2 separate regions of the Homo sapiens genome follow, and region 2 is linked to region 1. A link is an interaction called in ENCODE POLR2A ChIA-PET data of the cell type or tissue named here. Cell type or tissue: Caco-2. All regions are shown on one strand. Each heading gives the region's core, and the rest is flanking DNA. Links, peaks and the distances in the headings are about the cores only.

Evidence for each region. ChIA-PET counts read pairs that join two places held together with the same protein. Peaks named below come from ENCODE experiments on the same cell type or tissue, not always from the same donor. Only the 100,000 strongest peaks of a DNase experiment are listed, where the experiment ranks them.
Region 2: POLR2A ChIA-PET joins it to region 1 with 12 read pairs; 2 of 35 experiments call an interaction of 5 or more read pairs at or near these places.

The regions. Positions count from the first base shown.
Region 1 is chrX:40,297,186-40,300,084 of GRCh38, reverse strand. No RefSeq gene overlaps it. Among named protein-coding and RNA genes, the nearest start is that of LINC03099, 36 kb to the right of the region's middle. In Caco-2, for the core only: a CTCF peak has its summit at 677; DNase peaks (open chromatin) are centred at 824 and 1,814; H3K4me3 peaks cover 308 bases.
Region 2 is chrX:40,149,525-40,152,423 of GRCh38, reverse strand. It overlaps a transcript of BCOR not described here. Among named protein-coding and RNA genes, the nearest start is that of BCOR, 53 kb to the right of the region's middle. In Caco-2, for the core only: no CTCF peak of the experiment used is centred there; no DNase peak of the experiment used is centred there.

The sequences.
Region 1 (2,899 bases), core at 309-2,808:
CCGTGATCTTTCATTCACATCTCATAATATCAGCAGCAAGAACAGTAATAGCATTTACTTCATGCCTGGCACTGTTCTTAATACTTCCCCTTTATTAACCCAGAGCTATGCTATCATCGTGCCCATTTTACAGATGAAGAGACCGAGGCACGGAGCGGTTACGTGACTCATGCGCGGTTACACAGCTGACATATGCTGGAGCAGGAGACTTCACCTTCCGTTTCCTCCTTTCCTGCCTCCTGACCTCTGAAATGGAGGGGCAGAAACAGGACCTAATGGACCCAGGCTCTTCCTCTAATGCTCTCTGGGTCTCTGCTTGCTCATTTCTTTTGTCAAATGTGATAACAAACCTCCTCCCCAAAGCCCCCGACAGGGGTGTTTTGAAGCTTGAAAGGTACAGTAAATGTGAAAGTGTTAATATCAACCAAACCAAAGTGCTAGGCAAAGTGAGAGTCTCCTGTTTTTTCTTTCCTCTTCGGACTCCTCTTGGCTTCCTGCAAATCAAAGTTATGAGAGGGGTGCGGTGGGAGTAGCTTAAGGAGCAGAGCTGGCTGGCAAGAGGGGGTTGAGGTGTGGGAAAAAGCCGCTGGGGTCTTTTCCTGGCTGGAAAGGGGCTGGGAAGCGACTCTCCTTTTAGGACCTAGCAGGGGAACCATTCGTCTTATAACTCCAGGAGGCGCCATTCACATAGGATACAATGCTAATGGTGACCCCTGGAGTCATTCCACATGCCCATCGGGCTGGGTGCTAGAAAATTCTAGAAAGGACACTTCTGCCTAGGGAACAGCCCCAGCCCTGACCGCGGTCCCTGGCCGTGGAGAGCAGGAGCTGAAAGGCCTGAGGTGTTGGAGCTGGGGGCCGTGGTAGGGAAAGGGCAGAGGCTAAGGGAGGGATCGGGGAGGCCAGGGCTGGCAAAGTGGGGTGGGGGCAGGCGTTAGAGAAAAGCTCAGGGAAGCTCCCTCCCCCACCCGCGCCCCGCCCCCGCCCGGGCTGTGGGAGGGAGACCCTGACCACATCAGGGGTGTGTGGCGAGGAAATGAGGCCTCCTCAGGAACGAGCTGCAAATGAGAACCGTATGGAGTTTCGGGATCCCCGAAGGAACACAGGGAAAGGATACAGTTGCGTCCATGGGAAAGTTATTATCATCTCCGCTGAAGTTAAACATTCGGGAGGGTCTGCTTTCCATCTCCTCCGCCTGAGAGCCTGTGAAGGGGGAGGCGCGTCGGGGGCTTGTCCGGAGGGCCTGGCCGGTCACATTTTCCGAGGGGAGTCAGGGACAGGGAGAGGCTGTTAGAGGCAGCCAGGGCCCTGAGGAGGTCCTCTGAGCCTCCAGCCTGTGCTCCTGCCCTGCGTCTGCCTCGCTCTTTCTCCAGTGCTGAGAAATCCATTGCTCCTCTCTCCTGCTCGGGGCTGCGCTCTGCAGGGGTGTCAGGGCTGCGCTCTGCAGGGGTGTCGGGGCTGGGCTTCACCTCTGCAAGTTCCTGGGCAGATGGAGAGGGGGAGGAAAGAGAGGCCCTGGCCCCTGAACAGGAAAGCTGGAAATGTGGAACTCAGGGAGATCTAAAGGAAGAATTCGGGCTTCTGGAAAATTCTCCCTCTCCTCAAAATGTACTAGAAATGGAAGTGAGTCAGGCAGAGCGGCGGGAGGACCTGTCTTCCAGGAGCTGGGCTCACCGGTGCTTACTAGTGACCTTTGAGATAATAAATCTGCCCCAGAAAATTATCTTCCTGCTGCAGCTGCCCTTAGAGGTCAGGGAGAAGGTGGACTTTCAGGTTTCACGGGGAACAAGTGTTCCAGGCCGAGGACACCGCAGCCTCCAAGCCTTCAAAGCCTGAACACCTTCTCAGGCCCCTCAGAGGCCCCTGCCTCAGAGATGGGTCCCTTCCTCCTCCTCCTCTGCCGAGGGATTTGTGATTCTCTGAGCACAAAGGGCAGAAGACTGCCTGCCTGCCTGCCTCACAGCTCCTCCCTACCCTCTGGCCCCTATCCTCATTGAAGTTTTCTGGAGTTTTCTCTCATGAGTAAGAATGAGGAAAGACAGGAGATTTATAAAGGCTCTTTTCTGACACTCATCTCCCCTAATTTTCTGGACAGACAGAAGTCCACTTGGGTGCCAATGAGGATCAGTCCAAGCCAACAATGCCCAGCCTCAGAGGGTCACCCAGGGCACTCCTCCAGGGACACGAAGGGGACCTCAGTTGTGGTGGAGCAGGTTGCTCCTTCCTCCCCACTGTCAAGCCATGTAACCTCTCAGACCAGTTTTCTCACCTGTCAAACTGAGGAGAGCAACACTGATGGCCAGAATGGTTTTCAGGATTAGCTGACAAAACACATCGAGCCCATGGAAGGTGCTCACCAAATGAAGCTTCCTTTTCCATCTGCATCCCTGACTCTGGACCAGCCCTGAGGAGACATGGGCATTGAGGACTGGCATGGAAATGAATTAGCACTTGAGTTCAGGTGCTAATAACAGAGACCTAACTACAGAGGCTTACACAAATCTGAGGGGGGTTTTGTTTTGTTTTGTTTTGTTTTGTTTTTTTGAGAAGGAGTCTTGCTCTGTCACCCAGGCTGGAGTGCAGTGGCGCAGTCTCGGCTCACTGCAACCTCCACCTCCCAGGTTCAAGCGATTCTCCTGCCTCAGCCTCTCGAGTAGCTGGGACTACAGGCATGCGCTACCATGCCTAGCTAATTTTTTTAATTATTATTATTTTTAGTAGACACGGGGTTTCACCATGTTGACCAGGCTGGTCTCGAACTCCTGACCTCAAGCAATCCACCCGCCTCGGCCTCCCAAAGTGCTGGGAATACAGGCGTGAGCCACCACACCCAGCCAAATCTGAGGTTTAATGTCTGATAAAATGAAGTCCAGAGGTGGGCAGTTTGGGGTTGGTATGG
Region 2 (2,899 bases), core at 291-2,790, 150 kb after region 1:
CCCGAGGCCTCCGCAGCGCCAGGGCCAGGGCGCGCTGGGAAGCTCCAGGTCTCCAACCCCGAGTTCCTTCGGCCCACATACCCCTCCCCGTAACAATGGCCTAGATCCGGTAGTATATCAAAGGGACGGGGTGGGGAGGGGTGAAGAGCGCACAAGGGGCGCTCAGGGCTGTCGAAGCGCCTGGGTTCTGAGCATATCCCCGCCGCCGCCTGTCCCCTTGCAGGACTAAATTCCCCGGCCCGAGTGAGCGAAAGACAAATACTCTAGTGACTTGGAGGTGTTTCTCTCTCCGGATACCCCCCTGCAACCCCACCAACCCCTACCCACCGTGCCCAGTGAACTTCTCTCCACCCCACCCCGTGGGGACCGCTGCACTAGCTGTGCCCACGAGCGCCAGGCCTTCTCGTCGGCGCAGCGCTGCCTTAGATCCCGCTCCACCTCTTCCCCTCTCCTGGGCCTGTGGCCGGCCCCTGGCGCCTCCAGCGCGGCCTGAAACTTGATCTCACGTCGAAAGGACAGTGTGTAAACACCAGGCGCGCTCCGAGAACCCACGGGAGGGGCCGAGCGAGGGCCGCCGGGGCAGCTCGAGGCCCCGCGCCCCCGCCTGCCTGCTCGCCCGGGACACGATCGGCGGGGCCGCCGTCTCGCTCTCTGCCTCCCCAGTTGGCTCAGCTAATTGGAGCCGCCGCCGCCGCCACCGCTGCGGCCTCTTGTTGAATTTTCTAGATCGCAACCGTTCAGTCGTGGCTGCCTGTCGCTCCCCTCCCCCTTCCACAGCTGTTACCTCTGCCGGCAACTTGGTGGTGGTGGGGACCCGTCCCCCCGCTGACCCTGGCCTCAGGCTCCGAGTTCACCCCAGCAGTTCCAGGGGGTGTTTTTCTTCGAGACGTGGGAAGGGAGGTAAAGCCTTATCGGAACTGTGAGGCTTCGTGCCAGAATCCAAGGCTCGGGTACTAGCCAGAGGATCCTCCCGGCAGAAGGCCATGGTCCTCCCTGTCTTACACCAGGAGGTAGTGACAGTCCCGGAGGGAGGGGCTCCAGGAACAACTCTGCTGGCGACTTCTGTTCATTCCAGGAAAACATTACAGAAGGGTGAGGTGATGGGAGGCAGAAAGATCCCCCCTCCCTCCTGCTTGCCCCAATCCCTGTCAGCACTTGGGCATTTGGGACTTGGTGTGTAGGTTCCTTCTGCAGCAGAGCTCACCTGCGCCTTGGGCCTAATCCACCCACATGCCACAAGGATGCTTTTCCTCTTGGTTTGGAGTACCTGGTGGGTCCAGGGGGGAAGTGCCACCCTTAGTGGGTTCTGGAGGTACAACTCCCCCATGCTGGGTCAGTTCTATGCTTGTACCAGGAGGCCCTCCTGGGCCTTGGTCCTTCCCAGCCATCCCCAGCCTTAGCCTCCTTTCCCCTTGGCCAGCTGTCTCATGCCTTAACCACACATCTGTGCTAGCTGCAAAAGGTCCCGCCTGTATGGATCTGTAAGAGGCCCAGAGCTCGGCCCCATGGTTGAGGTGGGAAGATGTGAAGCAGTTTGCTAGTGCAGGAATCATGAAGATATTGTTGATGATGGCAGAGCAGTTCCTGGTCTCCAGCATTGCCTTAGAATGGCTTTTCCTCGTGGTAGAACTTTCGCTAGTGGGTTTCACAGGCTCAGGGCCCAATCTTGTGAAAGTAGCTACACTCCCCAGCCCGGAAACACATAAATACACATAGGCAAACTCCCAGGAGGCTGGGTGTAGGAACCACCACCGGGGGGATCTGCAGCAGCCAGAGAATGTCTGCTTTTCCTGTGATGGTTCTGAGAAGGGCGCCTGTTCCCTCCCTTTGATGGTTCTCTGACAACTGTTAGGTAACAAAGAGTGGAGGCCACAGGCTCATTAACTGTCATTTTCCACCTCTTTCCTCCGCTTCTAACTTTTACCCAAATTACTACTTTGGAGTTTTCCTGAGGTGTTCTCTCCATCTATTTATAACTAGAGCAAGATTTCCAACTCAATCCTTATTGATTTAAACTATGATAAAAATGAATCCATAAAATTATTATTATAATTTGGTGTCTAAGATGACATTTCACTAGGTCAAGTTCACACAGTTTTTGGCATCTAAAATCCCCCAGGCCTTTCCAATCAGATAACCTAAGTGTGTTTCCCACTGTCAGTTTCTCTTCCCTTTCCGTAGTGGAAAAAAACTGAATCCTCTCAAAGATGTTTATTCTCCTTCACTCCTACCCCATCAGTCTGTGAGAACCTTGTTTCTGTTTAGGGTAAGGTATATTTCTATGTTTTGATAAAGAAGAGAGTAATACATGTTCCTCTTCAGGCCTGAAAAGATAATTATGCATCCTGGGAGCTTGCTCTTCTCCTGGCTGTTTAACGGACAATCTGGATTCTGGCTCTGGAGCAGGAATGCTTCGATGTCCCAGTCTCCTTCTCGTCCCCTTTCCTCTGTCACCACTCAGCCATCACCAGGCCTTTAGGCGGGTCACACGGCCTGAGGATTTCTGTTCTGAAGGCTCAGAGTGCCTCAGAAGATTGCAGCTCAGAGCCTGGTATCATGCATTCACATTTCTTTTACTGTGCAAAGCATATTCGGAGCCATTGGGATTCCTGTTCCATCTCTCTGAAAGCTTATGCCAAGAGCTCCCCATGGGGCCTATGGTGATGGATGTCATGAGGCCCAGGAAGGAGCCATCATGGTGGGAAGAGTTGAGAGCCTGCATGTAAGACTCAGACTCGAACCAAACCTAAGTGCAAATAACAAGGAAAAAAAGCAACTCCGCGCACCTGGCTGGTACCCTGCTTGGAAACAAACCGTACCTCCCCACCCTCCCATCTCAAAGCTAGTAGAGCCTAGGGGCACACCATTCCTTTGGCTTCCCTTTAGCTTGACCTGGGAA